Linked DNA regions of Homo sapiens: region 1 is linked to region 2. Evidence: read pairs that join two places in POLR2A ChIA-PET (ENCODE). Cell type or tissue: PC-3. All regions are shown on one strand. Links, peaks and the distances in the headings refer to the core of each region. The heading gives the core; the rest is flanking DNA.

What was found. Peaks named below come from ENCODE experiments on the same cell type or tissue, not always from the same donor. Only the 100,000 strongest peaks of a DNase experiment are listed, where the experiment ranks them.
Region 1: POLR2A ChIA-PET joins it to region 2 with 17 read pairs; 4 of 35 experiments call an interaction of 5 or more read pairs at or near these places.

What each region holds. Positions count from the first base shown.
Region 1 is chr14:61,645,285-61,650,673 of GRCh38, forward strand. All of the region lies in intron 1 of LINC03033 (long intergenic non-protein coding RNA 3033), which reads left to right. Among named protein-coding and RNA genes, the nearest start is that of HIF1A, 48 kb to the right of the region's middle. In PC-3, for the core only: no CTCF peak of the experiment used is centred there; a DNase peak (open chromatin) is centred at 2,647; H3K4me3 peaks cover 938 bases; H3K27ac peaks cover 2,711 bases.
Region 2 is chr14:61,502,650-61,508,038 of GRCh38, forward strand. All of the region lies in intron 10 of PRKCH (protein kinase C eta), which reads left to right. Among named protein-coding and RNA genes, the nearest start is that of PRKCH-AS2, 40 kb to the right of the region's middle. RefSeq lists an enhancer at 3,539-4,111. In PC-3, for the core only: no CTCF peak of the experiment used is centred there; no DNase peak of the experiment used is centred there.

The DNA.
Region 1 (5,389 bases), core at 202-5,201, 140 kb after region 2:
GGGAACACAGATGTTTGACTTAAAATTCCATATTTGTGACATTTCAATATTGGTATCCTCATTTTTTTTTTACTAATGAAATTGTAAGAAAACAAAATCTGCTTGTCCTACAGCAATTTGGCTGTGATTCAAAAACTTTTTATTAAAATGAAGTAATATGTTCTGCAAATCTAATTGCAGAGGAATTAGACACACTAAACCAAATAGTCATCTGTGATACAAAATGAAATAAACTAGAGAAAAACCATTTCAGGAAATAGACAGTAGAAAGAGGTTCTAAGGAATGGCTGTCTGCTTCTATTGTGATCATTTCTGTGTTCAGTTTTGATGTTTTTTAATGAAATATTTTAACCTTAGACCTCATTTTCTTTATTTTCCTTTTTGCCCTGTCTTATGGTATGATCAGACCTCATTTTTAAATGACACATTTATTTCACTAACATTGTACTTATGTAGTTGAAGTGAATGGATTAGGATCATTGACCAACTTAATTGTATATAAATGCAAATGACAATATATCTGTTGGAGTTATAATAATGGTTAGAAAATAGGGAAGAATGACAAGAGAAGTTTAGTGGAAGGTGGGTATGGACATAACGAGAGTGCATGGGTAAAACTAGCCAAAATTGTTTGGCTGCTTTAATTTGCCTCAGTCTTCAACTTTAAATAAGAAGATTTAATCAATTAGATTACTTGCAGTATAACTATTTCAATTCTCCAAACACCATTAGGTTATCTGTTCTTCGGGCCAAATTCAATGCCACGTACAAGGTAAATGCTGAATATTTGCAGAATGAATGAATGAACTAATGGACAAATAAATGCCACACTTCTTCCTTTTTTTTTGTCTTGATAGGAGTGTAGGTCAGTAAAGACCTCAAAGTTCTGATGCCTGTAATCGAGATACAAACATTTGACTCAACTAATAGAGAACTATCTTTTGCATTAGAGTTATAAACAGAACACTAGATGAATTTTCATATTATTCTTCTCTAGTAAAGACATTAGGTCACAATTAGCATTTACTTGAAATGTTTGTATATTTAAATTTCTCTATATATTTATATTATTAAATTGTTGTGACTAGAATGTAGTTTTATTTATAAATGGTTTCCAAACTATACTCTAGCCATGATCAGTTGGATAATTCAGTGTTTTTATAACTGATACCAATCATTGCAAGTTATTTGAAATCCTGATGATCCTCACGGATAGCTCTAGTCACGTCCCACACATACTTCTAGCCCAAGATGAACAGGTTGCAACAAAGATGTGTTTGTGCACGCATGTATGTGTATATGTGTGTGCATGTGTGTGTGTGTGTGTGTGTGTGTGTGTGAAAGCATTGTGGATATTTTGTGTTTGCTTATTTTGTAAACACAATATTAATCTTTGCTTGTCAGTCCTTGAGGATTTTTGCACTTTCACTGTTTATATAAGCAACCAAATGAAAATAAAAAGTCAACTTGACCCTATAGAATAGGCTGTGGTGTATTCTGAAATAACATTCTTCTTCAAACTTTCTCATTAATTGCCAGCCTGCTCAGCGACTGCCAGAATATGATTAACCTTCTTAGATCAGTTCCCACTGTTGTGCAATGCATTCTAAAATATAGCAGCAAATGAATATATGATGTCACAGAGACAAAAATTCTGCAGGTAAAAACTAGCATAAAGCAGATAAGCATTCTCTGGCTGGGATACAGAGTTTTCAAACCTCTTAAACCTTAAAACCTTACTCTGAAAACACTACATACCAGATGTAAACTGCCCAAACTTGTTTTTGAACGGATTCATTTTATGTCCATAGAATTTAATGCACAGATTCATGTTCATGCAGTTCAATTCATAGATTTTTAAACTGTTTCAGTACTTAGCCCATTGATTGATCTAAGAGCCTAGATATTAAAATGAAGTCTGTTGTTCTTTTTATTCATTAAAGACAAGAAAAGACTATTTCTGTCAATGGTTATTGGATTATCCTACTTGACTATAAACAGATCCCTCCCCTACCATGCATGTGCACAAAAATTACCAGAGCCTTTCCTAAATTGATTGTGAGGTCAATTGCTTTGATGTCACTGAGGCTCCCATATTGTCCGAGGTTGCAGGGAAAAGAGGTTGGGGGAATAATCTCATTTCTAGGGGAAGAAGCATAGGAATAAGAATCAAAAGATTCACATTCTAATCTTGGCCCAGCCTCCAAACAGCAGTGTGACGTGGTCCAAGAAGTGGCGCTGCCCTAAACACTCATTACATCTTCACAGCATGAACAGGTACATTTAGATAGGTGCTGCAGTATCCCCTTTTACAGGTGAAAAGATTTAGATACTTTCCCTGTGTCAGGCCGTAGGTTAGGATCAGAGCCAGGATTCTGCCTGGAACAGGTTGGCTCCTGTACTGCTATTTTAGAGATATTGTGATAATGCATGTGAAAGAACTTTGAAAAATATAAAGAATGATTATTCTTACACAGTAGGGTCACTCAATAGATGTATTTACGTACTGAAAATTGGAATGAGGGTGGAAGAAATAGTGAAATAACTGACGGTGTTGGCTGTCGATGATCGTAGGGGTAGTCACCACCTGATTTTGAGGAGTGGCACATGCTAGCTAAGTAGGCCAGAGAAGCTAAACACAGTCTTACCATATGATTCAGCATTTGAACTTTTAGGTGTTTACCCAACTGATTTGAGATTTATATCCACATAAAAACCTGCAAACAAATATTTATAGCGGCTGTATTCATAATGACCAAAAACTGGGGGCAAATAAGATGTCCTTCAATAGGTGAATGGATAAATAAACTGTGGTACAGTCAGTTGCTGGAATATTATTTGATGATAAAAATAAATGAGCTGTTGAATCACAAAAAGACATGAATGAATCTTAAATGCGTAGTTCCAAGTGAAACAATCCGATCTGAAAGGCTACATATTGTATGTTTACAATTACATGACATTCTGGAAAAGGCAAAACTATGGAGACATTAAAAAAATGCATTGATTTCCAGGGGCTCAGGGAGAGGGGAGGAAGGATTAAATAGGTTAAGCAGGAGGAATTTCTTAGAGTGGTAAAACTGTTCGCATAATACTGTAATTATGGATACATGACAATGCATATATCAAAATCCATGGAACTTTATAGAACAAAGAGTAAACATTAGTGTATGCACATTTTAAAGATCATTTAGAAGGTCAAGGGTCCTAGAATGGACTGCAGTGACAAAACAATCTAACTGTACTAAAAATCTATAAAGCAACTTCACTGAAGGAAGTGGGAGGAAAAGATGCTGAGCTAAGTGATTTTGGAAATGAGAGGAGTCTGTAAGACTAAAGGCAAAAGAAAATGTACATAAAACTGTACTTAATAAAGTTGTTTCCCATAAGGTTTCAAGTTAACAATTCTAATACTGCTCTACATTTATACCAGAATTAGCAATTAAGTAAATGCATGGTGGATGGTGGGAGCCAGATTTCTCATGGGGTTCACAGATAAACAATGGGAATAGGCTAGACTGGTCCATGTGGTAATGAATTAGAGTTGGGGCTATCAGTATGAATTCACTCATGTTTAGCTTAACATAGATACCTATGGTTACATATAGAAATATTTATAGATATTTGTACATATATACAGAGCTTAGTATACATATTTCCTTGTTGCGTCAGCTAAGAGAGCCTAGAAAGCAATGACACCCCAGTAGCAAGGAGAACTTCTAGTGCCCAGATTTTGGTTTTAATACTGTTCTCCAGTAAAAGAAACTAGAGCTCCTTGGAGAAATTGCTGATTGTAAGATTGGGTTAGCATATATACAAGTTGGCCCTGGAGCATCTTGTAGTGCCAGAAAGTAAGTATCTAACACACACAGACACACACACACACACACACACACACACACACACACACACAAAATTATAAGAGGATCTCAAAGGGATACAGGAGCCAACTTCAACAGGAGCTCCTCATGGCCAAACCTGAAACAATGTGAACCACAAAATAATGCAGTATTAGACTATAAGCAAAAGTATAAAATAACTATGAGTTCATACTATTATAAGTGAATAATCGAATAAATAAATCGTGAAAAAATGACACATCTCCCATGCAGAAGAATTCCAAATAATGTCTTTAGATATTCTACACTCAAAGAGGTAGAACATAACCCCCTACTCCTTTGATGTGGGCTATATGTAGTGACTTCCTTCCAAAAGGTGCAGCATAGACATGGTTTAACTTTACAGCGAAGAACATGACAATAAGCCAAGCAATCAAGATCAATATCAACAGTAAGAAGTCATGTGGATGAAATGTACTCTTGATACAATGCAACAAAAAGCCTCTTTATCTTTGTGAATTTCTACCCAAAAACCCATAATCCAGTCTAATCGTGCAAAAAAAAAATCAGATAAATACCAATTAAGGAGCAGTCTACAAAATATTTGATGAGTATTCCTCAAAAACAGGGTAAATCTGAAAAATCATCACAGCCAAGAGGAGCCTGAGGAGACAGAACAACTAATGTAATATGGTATCCTGGATGAGATTCTGAAATAGAAGAAGGACATGAGGGGCCAGGCGCAGTGGCTCATGCCACTTGGGAGGCCAAGGCAGGTGGATCACCTGAGGTCAGAAATTCAAGACCAGCCTGGCCAACATGGTGAAACCCCGTCTCTACTAAAAATAAAAAAATTGGCTGGGCATGGTGGCTGGCACCTGTAATCCCAGCTACTCGCGAGGCTGAGGCAGGAGAATTGCTTGAATCTGGGAGGCAGAGGTTGCAGGGAGCCGAGATCACACCATTGTACCCCAGCCTGGGTGACAAGAGCAAAACTCTGTCTCAAAAAAAAAAAAAAAAAGGACATTAGATAAATACCAAAGAAATAGAAGGACATTAAATAAAAGCAAAACTGTCTCAAAAAAAAAAAGGACGTTAGATAAATACCAAGGAAATAGAAGGACATTAAATAAAAAGGACATTAGATAAATACCAAGGAAATAGAAGGACATTAGATAAATACCAAGGAAATCTGAATAAAGTATAGACTTGTTAATAATATACAGGTGTTGACTCACTAATGATAACAAATGTGCTATACAAATATAAGTTGTTAATAATAGGAGAAACTGGATATGGAGTACATAGGAACTCTCTTTACTATCTTTATAATGTTTTGTAAGTCCAAACTGCTCTAAAAAATAAAGTATATATATCCTTTTTAGTATATGTAAATATACTACAGAGAAGATTTTGGTTTTACCTAGATTACATCACTGAAAGATATTGATTTTCACCAACTCCATTAATTATTTTTTGATGTGGAGATAAAAGATATAATCAGACACAATCCTGTAAAAATCAATTCACCTCCTTGGATATCATGATGA
Region 2 (5,389 bases), core at 95-5,094:
AGTTCTCAAACACCTTTCTCTATGGGCGCTGTCCCAAATAATGTCAAGAGAGAAAAAATTAAAAATGAGCTCCTGCCCTCTAAGAACAGATGGGAGCAGCCCCAAATCTTGCAAATGAAGCAAGAGGGGGTATTCAGTCTTTAATCCAAGCAGCTAGAAGCTTGCCTTTCCCAAGTTCACCGAGTGAGGATTTTAACACTCCTTTGACAAAGAAATGGGGCCGAGCAGCAGAGGAAGGCAGGTGACACTGAGTCATGGAATTCACCCTTTCGAGCCCTTCCTGGGGGATGTGTGGCTCTTGGGTTGGTTCTTGAAGGAAAGGAATGAATGTAAGAGAGGAAGGGAAGCAGGCTTTTTTTTTTTTTTTTTTTTTGACTCCTACACAGAAGGTGGAATTGAGAAAAATATACTGTGGCGGTGAAATCAACTTACAAAACTGAGGAGGAAAATTTTGACAAAAGCAAACCCAAAATCTGATTACTGTGGGGCTGTCCATTTTATTGCTGCACCAAGGAGCAGGGTAGATACTATTTTGGCCTAAAGAACACTGAAATTTTGTTTTCTCATTTGCAAATAGACAGGTTCAAACCCGTCAGAGGCCGTAACTGAGTTTCCCTGTGACTGATTTGTATGTGTGTTAGTGGTTTTTTTTTTTTTTTTCCTGTAAGAATCTGGTTGAGTAATTCAGAAGGTTAAAAAACAACCAAACAGAAATAAGTGAGAAAAGTTAACTGAGGTCTGCCACATATGCCGGGAAGGTGCCCACAGACTGGCAGAATCTGTGCAGTCTTTGTCTGTTTCTGCCTATGCAAATACTAAGCCACGCTCAACAGAGCTTGAGCGTTGTATCTGTTCAACTGCCATTTAAGAAATAGGACTCTGTTCTCAACAGCTTATTCCTTGGGGTTTCAGAATGTAAAATATGAAGTGTGTATAATCACAGGCCAGGTTCCCAGCATTTCTCGGCATTTCAGCTTTGGCAGGAGGAATGGGAAAAACTGAAGTTTTTATGTCCAGGAAGGCTGAGTGTAATCTTTGTTCTGTGGCACTGGGAAAGGAAGTGAATCTGTTACAAAGCGCTTTACCTCTGAAGCATGTCTCAGGGGCAGCTGTGCTTTGTGCCATGTATTCTGTTTTCATAAAAAGAAAGAGGTAGAGTCGAGGGCTTACCATGCAGAGTATTTTCACAGTATCTCACTTGATATATCATCCAGGGAAAGTGACCTGTGTTATACTTTGTGTTTTAAGATATAACTCTAGAATCAAAAACTTACCAGAGAAGCTCAAGATACTTTACTTTGCAAGAATTAATTCTCAAGATAAAAACTCATCAGAGTTCAAGATAAGAAGGGTTCAATTAACAACACATTTTAAATGGAAGAATTATTTAAAAAATTGTTTTAACTTTGAATGAGCTTAGATTAACTTACCTGTTGCAGAGGTAGGTCAGACCCCATGTCATCATTTGCCCAGAAAAGTCCCAGTTTGCTCCCATAATCCCCCTTCATGACCCATTTTACTCTCAGAGGCCCATTTTGTTTATTGGGTTTTTTTTTCTTGAGAGAGTCTCGCTCTGTTGCCCAGACTGGAGTGCAGTGGTGCGATCTCGGCTCACTGCAACCTCCACCTCCTGGGTTCAAGCCATTTTCCTGCTTCAGCCTCCTGAGTAGCTGGGATTACAGGTGCTCACCACCACCCCCGGCTAATTTTTGTTATTTTTAGTAGAGATGGGGTCTCACTATATTGGCCAGGCAGGTCTTGAACTCCTGAATTTAAGTCATCTACTCACCTCGGCCTCCCAAAGTGCTGGGATTACAGGCATGAGCCACCGCACCCAGCCGTCTGAGGCCCATTTTGGGCGGTACACTGCATGGTCATCATACAAAGAGGTGTCTGCATTTCTACTTTTTTTTCTTTAAGATGGTAGAACCAAACAAAAAAGGGTGTTTTTACAAATTGAGAGGGGTCCCTCTGTAGGAGGGGAATTTCTCCAGCATTTTCCTTTGATGGAGTATTCTCCTCTCGTTCAGAAATAGGAAATTTAGTAACTAAAGCATTAAGAACAGATTTATTTTTTAACATCAGTCACTACCTTAGTTTCAGAGACACACTGGGGGAAATTGCCTTTCCCTTACGCCTCTTGTTTTATGTCCTTTATATGAGATGTTAATATATTTACATGAGGTATAAATTTGTCTGTAACTTTATAGGTTTGTATTCATTTATTAATCCATCCATCCATTCATTTACTCATTCAACAAATGTTAATTGAGACCTATTTTTTGCCTGGAGATATAATAGTGACCACAATAGGCCTGCTCCCTGCCCACAGGAAGCAGGCATTCTAGTGTAAGCACACAAACAAGTAAAAGTAATTACCAATTGTGAAAGTTACATGGAAGGAAATAAGTGAGCTTTTATTTGTGGTTTTATTTCATAGAGCTGAAGGAAGTGAAGAGACAGATACCTCTCTCCCCACTTCTTTCATTGCTGAATGTCTGAAGTATTTCTTACTCCATTGGACTACTATGACAGAACACTATCGATTGGGTGGCTTGTAAACAACAGAAAATTATTTCTCAGTGCTCTAAAGGCTGGAAAGTGCAAGGTCAAGGTACCAGCAGATTTGGTGTCGGGTGAGGGCCTGTTTCTTGGTTCACGGATAGCTGCCTTCTCACTGAGACTTCACATGGTGGAAGCCGTGAGAGAGCTCTCTAGGATTTGTCTTTTCTTTTCTTTTCTTTTCTTTTTTTTTTTTTTTTTTTTTTTTTTTTTGAGGTGGAGTCTTGCTCTATCGCCCACTGCAACCTCCACCTACCGGCTTCAAGCAATTCTCCTGCCTCAGCCTCCTGAGTAGCTGGGATTACAGGCATGTGCCACCACGCCTGGCCAATTTTGTATTTTTAGTAGAGATGGGGTTTCTGCATGTTGGTCAGGCTAATCTCGAACTCCCGACCTCAGGTGATCCACCCGCCTTGGCCTGCCAAAGTGCTGGGATTAGGAGCATGAGCCACCACGCCCAGCCGGATTTCTTTTCTAAGGGCGCTAATCCCATTCACAAGGGCTTTACCTTCATGACCTAGCCACCTCCCAAAGGACCCACTTCCAAATACAGTCACATTGAAGGTTAAGTTTCAACATACCAATTTTGGGGATACATAAACATTCAGTCTATAGCAGTATTTTATCTGGGGTTTCAAACTCAAATACCTTCAGAGTAGAGGCCAATGGGGACACTCCTGTCTCATGGTTCTAACCAGAGGGGACTTGCATATCCATTCACCTAAAGCTCCGTTAAGAAAGGTGAGGAGCCCCGGGCCAGACCCACAGGAAGTGTCCCCAGGTTGCATTTGGCTCTGGTCACATATTCACTTTTTCCAGAGTCCCCAAGGTATACTTTAGTTCCACATCAATGCCTACCAGGCCTGGTTCAGTCTTACATTTCAATAGGTCCCCTTGTGGGTCTCGGAGAAAAAGAGAGCAGCATTAGAATTTTACTACCACAGTGAGTTTTTCCACTTCACTTTGGAAACATTGAGCTATTCCTACGCAGTTTGGATGACAGAAATACTGTGCTCAGTGCAATCTACTGGAAAATCTGAGTGCTTGGAAAAATGTCAGGAATACTCTCTTTTGTCATGGAATTTCTCCATATTGCGGCGGTACTTCAGTGTGAGTCAGCAGGAGGAACTTCGGTGCACCAAGCAGGCCTCACATCAGTGGGGTTGTGAGTCCCAGCTCTGATTGAAGTCAGGGGGGTGGGTAAGTGATGTCCTGGCCAGTCCAGGGATGGGGGCTATTTCTAGTGTGCAATGCTGGCCCTCCTGAACCAAATGTGAACCCCCCTGGACTCTCGCATGAGTTTCTCTGGAAAGCTCGTCTTCTCTTCTTTACCCAACCCCTCCCCCTACCACTCTTCCAGAAAGTTGCTCTTCAGAATTCCATGAAGGATGGAAGCAGCCCTGAACTAACTGCCCTGGGGCTCTTTATTCTCAGGCTACCAAGAAAAGAAAAAAATGCTAAGAAGCAGGGACCTGGCTGCCTGATCTTCCCTATGGTCACTGGCTCTTCTTGAACAGGCATGTAATGAAATAGTGTGGAACAGTAAGAAAGCTCCTACAGGCAGAGGCCATCCATGAAGCCTCTTCTCAGGCAATGGAGTCTTCAAATGGAATGACCACAGACTGTTTTCTTTGAAGGTGAATGCACATGTCTAAGCCCTAAATTGCCCTGCTAAAATCGTCTTCCCTTGGACACCAAAAGCATAGCTGACAAAAGCAAAAATAAGTGAGAGGGAGTACATCAAACTAAAAAGCTGCTGCATAGGACAGGAAACACTTGACAAAATGGAAAGGCAACCTATGGAAAGGGAGAAAATAGTTGCAGATCTGATAAGGGGTTAGTATCCAAAGCATATAAGCAACTTATACAACCCAATAGCAAAAACTAATAATAATAACCTGATTAAAATGGACAAAGGACCTGAATAGACATTTCTCCAAAGAAGATATGCACATGGCCAGTAGGTTTATGAAAAGTTGCTCAACATCACTAACCATCTGGGAAATGCAAATGAAAACCACAATGAAATATCACCTCATACGTGTTAGGATGGTTATCCAAAAACCTGAGGACAAGTGTTGGCAAGGGTGTGGAGAAAAGGGAACCCTATGCACTGTTGGTGGAAATGTAAATTGGTGCAGCCACTAAGCAAAACAATATGTAGGTTCCTCAAAAAAATTACAAATAGAACTATCATATGACCCAGCAATCCCATTCCTGGATCTATAACCAAAGGAATTGGAATCTGGATCTCAGAGATGTCTGCACTCTCATGATCATTGCAGCGTTATTCACGATAGTCAAAATATGGAAACAATCTAAATGTCCTTCTGCAGACAAATAGATAAAGAAAATTTGCTATGGAATATTATTCAGCCTTAAAAAAGAAGGAAATCCTATCATTCCGGACAGTGTGGATGGGCCTGGAGGAGATTATGCCAAATGAAATAAGGCAGACCCAGAAAGACAGATACTGCATGATCTCACTCATATATGGAATCTAAAATAGTCAAAATCATAGAAGCAGGGAGTAGAATGGTGGTTGCCAAGGGTGGTTGGGGGACAGAGAAATGGGAAGATGTTGATCAAAGGGTACAAAATTTCAGTTATGCAGGATAAACAAGCTCTGGAAATCCTACTGTACAACATAAGACCTATGATTAACAATGCTGTACTGTATACTTAAAATTTTGCTAAGAGAGTACATCTTAAGTGCTCTTATCACCAAGAAAAAAACACAAAGGAGGCAGGAGGAAACCTTTGAAGATTATGTACAGGTTTATTGCACTGACAGTAGTGATGATTTTACAGGTATACACCTCTCCAA